Linked DNA regions of Homo sapiens: region 1 is linked to region 2. A link is a contact called in ENCODE Hi-C data. All regions are on one chromosome and are shown on one strand. The core of a region is the stretch at or near the end of the contact, and the rest is flanking DNA. Distances in the headings are between cores, read along the strand shown. Region 1 holds the start of COL3A1 (collagen type III alpha 1 chain). Region 2 holds the start of ASNSD1 (asparagine synthetase domain containing 1).

The links. Hi-C counts contacts between places; a loop is a spot of excess contacts on that map. Pooled maps may share reads with other maps.
Region 1: a pooled map shows a loop between it and region 2 (2.5-fold over the local background). The contact joins the promoter of COL3A1 here to the promoter of ASNSD1 in region 2. A Hi-C loop is called at or near these places in 1 of 168 maps with a recorded cell type or tissue (heart right ventricle) and 5 of 50 pooled maps.

Annotation. Positions count from the first base shown.
Region 1 is chr2:188,972,829-188,977,343 of GRCh38, forward strand. COL3A1 (collagen type III alpha 1 chain) reads left to right here and starts at 1,545. Exons shown (of 51, transcript NM_000090.4): 1 at 1,545-1,740. The coding sequence starts at 1,662. All of the region lies in intron 1 of LOC105373791 (a long non-coding RNA gene), which reads right to left.
Region 2 is chr2:189,658,909-189,663,023 of GRCh38, forward strand. ASNSD1 (asparagine synthetase domain containing 1) reads left to right here and starts at 2,551. Exons shown (of 6, transcript NM_019048.4): 1 at 2,551-2,702. ASDURF (ASNSD1 upstream open reading frame) reads left to right here and starts at 2,551. Exons shown (of 4, transcript NM_001353493.2): 1 at 2,551-2,702. The coding sequence starts at 2,613. RefSeq lists an enhancer at 2,609-2,798.

The DNA.
Region 1 (4,515 bases), core at 295-2,794, 690 kb before region 2:
CGGGAGGCTGAGGCAGGAGAATGGCGTGAACCCGGGAGGCGGAGCTTGCCGTGAGCCGAGATTGCGCCACTGCAGTCTAGCCTGGGCGAGAGAGGGCGACCCCGTCGCAAAAAAAAAAAAAAAAAAGATGCAAGAAACAAGAAAGCAAGTTTGCCACTGTCCATGCTTACAGGATTCATGTACACCTGGGAATATACATATGACATGAGTTGAGTGAAAATTTAGTAACACAAATTAGAAGAAAGAGAAAGATGAAAATTAGTTTAAAGGAGGTAATTTACTTAAGGAGGAAAGTTTTGCATTGAGGCATAAGGAAGTGACTTCCATTAATTGGTGTGAAATGGGGAGAATTTTATGTGCACAGGCATAGAGACGGACATGTTTAGGTGAAGGTGAAGAAAATTAGTTCAAGTGACCTTGATTAGAATTGAAATGTCCACCGTAGATTATAGAGATAGATGAACTAACTATGAACTGATGATTAGGGTGTAAAGAGATATCTCCATTGCCAGATATAGCCTTATACTGTGGACAAGCATATTTTTCCTGCAGAGATTTATCAAAGACCTATAAATGGTATTTGCCCCTCTTTCAAATATGACACAAAAATTACTGCTTAGATAGATCCAGAAATACATTGGAAAGTTTTGTGGATGAGGATCTGGAAAGTATACACATAAAAGTCTAAATTAGAAATATTTATACTAATCTTTAGAGTAATGCAGAAAAAATGACCACTTTCTCTGGTACTCTTTTGCTATTCTATGTGATAAACTCTTTCTCTTCCAGTTTCCTAAAAAGTTATGTCATGAAAAGGCTGAATTTTTCTCTAGAAAAATCTGCTCTGTCTTTCCCAGGCAGCATAAAAATTGGAAATCTCACAAGAAAGCACTCTGGCTTGCTAAAGAAATTTGTGAGAAATGGAAACAGCTATAGATAAGTATCTAACTTTTAGGAAGCCATTCAAACATTGCTGAAATACTTTGTCTTTTGATATTTGCCTGAAACTTAACTTCTAGGACCCAGGGTGGGTGGATGAGTCGAAGGGGCATACGGTGGCATTTCTTTCCGTGAGTCTCTTACAGTCTCCTATTTAAATTGAGTTAGGATTACTTCTGGCAAAATCCCAACATAAAAATCTTCTAGGAAGATCAGTTCTGTAAATTAGACATACTAGATAAATGGGCATCAAGCAGTTTTTCAAAATTATGCAGTTGTTAACTTCATAAGGGGAAATAAAAATGTATGCATTTACATTGTATGTATTAAAACAAGGCAGAGCATTTCTATACGTTCCTAAGTTATACAAACATATATGTAAGAGTGAAATATGTAAAAAAACTTTTACATAAGCAGATGCATACAAACTCCAGATGTGCTCTTTTTCTTACTGTGGGTTGTGTCTTCTATAAGGGAAAAAGAAATATTTATCATTTCTTTTACTGCTGAGGGGATGGGTGCGGCTCTCATATTTCAGAAAGGGGCTGGAAAGTGAGGGAAGCCAAACTTTTTCCTATTTAAGGCCAAAGCAAAGGAATCTCAGTGGCTGAGTTTTATGACGGGCCCGGTGCTGAAGGGCAGGGAACAACTTGATGGTGCTACTTTGAACTGCTTTTCTTTTCTCCTTTTTGCACAAAGAGTCTCATGTCTGATATTTAGACATGATGAGCTTTGTGCAAAAGGGGAGCTGGCTACTTCTCGCTCTGCTTCATCCCACTATTATTTTGGCACAACAGGAAGGTGAGTAGGTACTGATTTCAAGAAACTTTATGGGATTTTTGTCTTTCTTCTCCTCACAAAGAGGGGTGTAAAGGGGAAAATCAGTTGCCTGATTCAAGATAATTTCCTCTATAAGCTCCAGATTGTGAAACGTTGAACTGACCATGGCTGTGCTTTTTACATTACTTGAAAAATAATCGCGTTATGTGTGTTTTTAAGAGTTCTGTGGTTAAGATAAGATGTTCTTGTACTAACTTGTTTTCATGTTAAAGGCACTGGAAACTTTTAAAAATGGCTTTAAAATTTTTCCCTCCTGGATTGTTAACATCTTGGAATACTTCCCCAGGCAGTCTGGAAGTTATTGGTCTCTTGCAATAATTTTATGTTCCTCTTTGTCTGCTGGATTCTTTGTAAGGTTAGAATATTGAGCATTGTTTTCTGAATAAGAATGCCTTTCAAATATCATGGATTAAGAACAGTCTAAAGGAAGATTCTACGCATTATCAGAATCATTGAATATATTTCTGTAAAATGGCTACAAGATACCTATAAACATTCTTCAAAGGGATCAAACTGCTAAAATATTTTATTATTCCTGTTTTTATTTTGTTTCAAGAATGATTGATTAATTCATCTTTTCTAGTAGCTTGATATTAAGGGACTAATATTTTCCACATATTCTACGTTTTAACCACATTCGCATTAATGAAGAAAATATTTTTTAAAATGTTTCAACAGGAGGTTTGACTTTGCTGCAAACAAGGTAAAGATACTAGTACTGTTTGACTTCAGAAAGCTGTTTTGCTATATTTTCTAATAATTGCATGTAATGTTTTTCATATTCTAATTTCCCCTAAAAACACATTTGTCTCATTATTTATGTGAAAATATTCTTTTATTTACCATAGTCATGAAAATGCTGAACAAATTGGAATACAAACTTCCATAGAAATAAATATTTAAGTGCTAAATGTAAAGATAGCTAGGAGAAATTATTAGACAATTTTTATTGCACATAACTAAACATGGTTACATTTAAACATATAGATTTTGCAAAGGACACTGCATGAAAATTTGGTTTTTGTTTGTAATATCAAATGTATTTGTTGTCCTCATAGCTAATACATGTAAATGTGTGTATGAGGGGAGGGGTAGATATACAATGAAATGTCTTCAGTTATATTCAGCCCATGGACACAAAAGAAAAGAAACACCCATTTTCCTTGTTCCCTTAATTTCCTCTCCTCCTTACCCCTCCTCTCCTTCGCTTTGCCCTCCTCCTTATCTCTCTCCACCCCTTTTGGCTCCTTTAGACTTCTCTTCACTCATCACCCCACCCCTTCCTAGGCAAGCCCATATCTACTCCTCTCTCCTCCTCTGTCTTCCCTGCCTGTTACTCCCTCCCTACTCCCCATGTGGCCTCCTTATGCCTCCATTTCTTTTTTTTAGTTCTCTCTCTCCTTGCCTCCTCACCCTTTCTTTCCCCTGAACTCTCAATCCTTCTTCCTTTCTCATTCCTCTCCCCTTTTCCTCCCTATCCTGCTCTTCCCAGGAGATGCTACAACTCACAGTCCTTTTTTAGGATACCAAATGACTACTATCCCCCACCAACCATTTATTGAAAAGACTACAAACTTAGGGGTTTTAGCTCAAAAAATTGCAACATATTTGTAGTTGCCTCGTGGTTGCAAGCTTTTTATAAGCACTGTGGCTATTTTTCTTCCCAATCCAACTTTAGTGGGGGGGTGTTTGCCACTTACAGTACCTTGACATCACATTAAGTTCTGTTTATTTCCCTCTTTCTCTTTAGATGCAAAAAATAATCAATAAGTATAAAATTTTGCTGATATGTGTTTGTGTGTTCTTAAGCTCAAAAAGAGTTGAAAGAGAACTGTTCAGCCTATTTTTTTTGTCATGAGTAAAAGTAAAGTTGAAGTGACTTAAGACAGTACATCTTATGTTCCCTGTGGGTTTTACAAGGAAATTCTGCTATTAGATAAGCTTTGGAAAAGTTACAGGAGGTATCTGAATATACAGCACACTGAGAGCTGTCATAAAGTTCTGGGGTGGGGTTTCTTATATATGCCCTCATAACTTCAGAGACGGCACAGCTCTAATGAACACTCACTTCTAGTTCACTCACAGGCATTTTCTGGATACAAACAAGTCCTCAAAAAGAATTTTGGTCGTCTTACAAATTTGTGAACATTGTATTTAATTCATGTGTTTTAATCCACCAATGGAGAAACATAGTCTGTTTTATATTTCCTGTAGATTATAAACATGCCAAGTTTTAAGTACAAAGATGCGTCACCTAGTGGCTGACAAGCCAGGTTACCATTTACATAACGAATGCCAATATTAATGTTATGTAGCTGGCTTTGGTAGTTTATAATGAGCTTTAAAAAATTCATATGCGTGAATTTTAAATGTTAACACTGCTCTCCTAAGGAAATTAGTATGTTACGGATAAATATTGCAAACACATATACTGACACGAAAACACAATGGTAACAATATTCAGAGTCTTTTTGGAAATTAGCTTAAATGTTACGGCCACTTAAAAATTCTACATATGACTATTGTTTAAATACATTTTTCATGTCTCTGATGTAGTCCTTATTTGACATAAGTATTTTATTCACTGCTTAATTGTTAGATAGATTATAGACAGCTGTTACTAAGTAATACTGCTCCATTAGGGCAGAAACAGAAACTTTATTTTAATTAAATGTGTACTAATGTTTGAGTTTCTATATTTTGCTACAGTGATAATTCCAGTAAAATAAACTGTAG
Region 2 (4,115 bases), core at 1,301-3,800:
TATTTTGTTTAGTACTATGTTGTCTTGGGCAGCCCTTGTGAATAAACAAAAACATCAGAACCTGGCAGAGCCGTAAGCAACAGCCCACTTCCCAAAACGGGGTGAACAGCTGTAGACCAATCAGCGGTGTTGGGTGTTTCCGGCTACTCGATGTGGACATGATTGTGAGTCAGAACCAATTCAAACTTTAACCAGAGCTCCCACTCTGCCAGACACTATAATAGAAGGTGGGGTACAAAGAAGACCAATAGGCTAGGATGCTCAGTCTCATCAGCTTTACAGATAAGCCTCACTATTACCTCTAAACAAAGTGGAAGCCAGTCCTGGCAGCGCACACCTATAACCCCAGCATTTTGGAAGGCTGAGGCGGGCAGATAGCTGGAAGCCAGGACTTTGAGACCAGCCTGGCCAACATACTGAAACCCCATCTCTACTAAAAATACAAAAATCAGCCGGGCATGGTGGCACACACTTGTAATCCCAGGTACTTGGGAAGCTGAGGCAGGAGAATAGCTTGAATCCAGAAGGCAGAGGTTGCAGTGAGCAGAGATCGCACCACTGCACTCCAGCCAGGGCAACAGAGAAAGACTGTGTCTCAAAATAACAACAACAACAAAGTGAAGTGATACTTCACTTTGGAGCTCTCTTTTTCCTAAACTTGGATTCTTAAAATGTTTCTAAGCTAGCAGTTTTGTAAGAACTTTTTTCCTTAAAAATCTGGCACATTTAAAGTATTGGAAATTCTGGGCTTTTAAAAATATTGGGATTATACCAGTGCTTATTTTTCTCTATAAACTAGTCAGAACAGAGGCCCTTTAATTAGAGATACTATAGTGGGATTTATTAATACACTCCAGAAGTAGGGAAATATTTCATATTTACAAAGGGAGACATAAAGCCTGTTCTAAGTTACAGACACACAGACACATAAAGAGGTTATTGCTTCTGTCTTACAACTTCAATCTCAGGTCAAAAGTAAACACAAAACCACAAAAATTCACCAGTTCTTCTGCTTGAGCGGCCTTTATGTTAAAACAAACAAACAAAACCTTACTAGCCCACATCTCAAATAGCTGTCCTCCTTCCCTCTCAGTGGACACAAAAGTAATTAATTAATTTGAGCTCACAAACAATAAACAAAAAGACTTACAAACTCGCTTCTCTGTCACCTCTCTTATTTATTTATTTGAACCCCTGGCCTCAAGTAATCCTCCCACCTCAGCCCCGAGTGGTTGCGATTACAGGTTTGAGCCACTGCACCTATCTACCTCTCTACCAATGAGACTAGACGTCCATCATCCAACAGATACCACCAAATGGTTAGACCACAAAACCAAACTCCCAATCATTGCTGCTATCAATGTATCAGTAATGTATAAGTTATACCTGAATAACTTATCAGGAATGTACAAATCAGAAATGAAAACACAATCTTTAAAAATCAATTATAAAGGAAAAATATATAACCACTTGGGTTTTCTGTAAGAGCAAATAAAAAACATGCCTGGCCTTAAACAACCCATGATGTATACATTTCTTTCGCCAGATAGTTTGATTCATCACATAAATCCAGTTGGGCATCTCTGTGGAAACTTAAGATTTCCAATAATATAGTATAATTATCAAAAACCTAAAATCATGTCTCTAATGTGAACATAAAATATATACATGTCAAACTTTTATTCAACTCATTGGTTAGTGAGGGAACCGATGACTTTAAAACCAATACAGAATATTAGAGAAGCTAGGCATATGTTAATAAAGAAATGTTAGGACAGAATGCAGGGTTAGATACAAAACTGACTAATGTGTTGCAGAACAATAAATCATAACCTGTGTTGGTATCTGGTACAACAAAAAATTATTTGCATCTCTACCAAACCAAAATCTCTACCAAAGTTAACCTTTGCCCCTACAGAATTGTAAAACAGCCCAGTCAATATAATAAAGTCAAGTCCAGAGCAGCACTGAAAGAGCATCCAGTAAATAAATCTCTTTTGCCTATTTCCAAGTTTTAGTCATTTTTTCCACAGAAATGAGATATTGCAAATATTGCACGGGACATAGATGCACTAAAAAACTATTAATTCATCTGAAGTTCATACTGTATTTTATCCGGCAACCCTAACCACGAGTTAACCAAAACTTTACCAAGTCTGTACAGTTCTTTTGCCAACACGGTATCTCTTAAATCTGTTCCTTAGCTTCATCTTTCCCTAGATAATAAATATCATATTAAGCGCTGTTTCTATTGCACGACTATTCTTCATATTTACCACTGGAGGGCGCACAGAACTCGTAGTATACTAGATAAGAGGTCATGAAGAAACCACCTGAGCGTTTCTGCATCTCAACCACAAGAGGCCAGTACAGGAACCTCAGATTTTGCAACCAGACTGTTTACTCGCTCCCTAAGCAGCCATGCGCAGGCGCGAAACTCCTCCCCAGGCCAGACCCGGCCTGCGCATGCGTTCAAGTGAGCGCGCAGACGCTATTGGTAAGACTCGCGGGAAAAGAAAGGGTGAGCGCGGCTGGAAGCGCGCATGCGCTGTGGCTAATGCCGTAGGCTCCTTCAGGGCTGAGCCATCCCGCGTGTCTTGCGCTCGGTGGAAATGCCCAGCCGAGGGACGCGACCAGAGGACAGCTCTGTGCTGATCCCCACCGACAATTCGACCCCACACAAGGAGGATCTAAGCAGCAAGGTGAGTGTGAGACGCGACGAAAAGGCTCCTGGACTCGGGACCGGGCGCCACTGGACCCTGAAGGTGGTCCGCAGCGGGCAGCGTGGGGCCTGCCTGGGCCTCGGCTTTGCCCTGCTACTTTGCTCTTTTTATTCATAGCACTTGACAGCCACAGTTAGTCCTTTTATTTTCTGAAAACAGTTGCGAAAAGGGAGATCTTGAAATTTGTCCCGAGACTGGACCCAGGTGACAGTGGGGCGGAGTTTTGGTTGGGTGTTTTCCTCCCTAGTCTTTTTAAACTTTTGGAAATACCGCCCACCCCAAATCTGTTCCATCAAAGATATTCTCCATCCAGTTAACCATGCCAGCAACCCGGGGTCCATCCTTGACCCCCATCATGGAAGCCTATCAGTTCTACCTTTGAAGCTCATTTCAAATATGTCCCTTTATCACCGTGAACACTCTTACCACCCCAAATAAGCCACCGTCATCTGCTATCGGGACCCCTGCCCCCGGCAAGGCCTTCCTAAGCGGTCTCTCCTCATCCACCTGTTAGCTGCTGCTTCTCCGTTAACCAGAGCAATGGTCCTAAAACACGCATTGGGTTGTCACTCATACCAAACTGGGGGAGAGAGGAAGCCAATATAATATAAGCCTTAACTGCCATAAACAAACAACCTTTAAAGATAAATGGGGGTGGCGAGGGTTATAGCCCTTCAGGTATTACATGTCCTAGATTCTACTTTGGTTCTGTCCCAAACTTACAATGACATCTTGGGCAAGTCTCTTTAATCTTTCTGTATCAGTTACCTTCTTTGAAGTAAAGTGAAATGTACACCTGTCATTCCTAAAATGGGAAAGCCCTGTATAAATGTTAAGTCTCAAAGAATGTTTACAAATTTGGCCTTGGAATTCAACCTCATTACTACAGCTCTGCCAACGGGGGAGACAGAAAGGTGCACATTCATGGGGATTGGGGGTGAATTTTCAAAAGACACACAGCCCATTCTGATTACCACCATAGCAAGCCACTTACGCATACTGGTGGTTACAGATCCCTGAGGTGTGTGTGAGGTAGCACAAATATGATAAAAGCTGCTTTTAGAGGCTCTTGTGATACTATGTAATCAGTCATGTTCACAAAATAAATAGAGTTAAAAAGAAACTTAGTTTTCACTTAGTTGAGCCCTCCCCTACAAATAAATGAAGCCCAGGCCAGCATGGTGGCCCAGGCCTGTAGTCCCAGCTACTCGGAGGCTAAGGTGTGAGAATCGCCTGAGCCCGGGAAGATCAAAGCTGCAGTGAGCCGTGATCGCACCACTGCACTCCAGCCTGGGTAACAGAGCAAGACCCTGTTTCAAAAAAAAAAAAAAAAAAAAAGCCCAGTTCAACAGTGCCAGCTCTATGCTAGTCATTGAGATAAAAAGAGGGAAA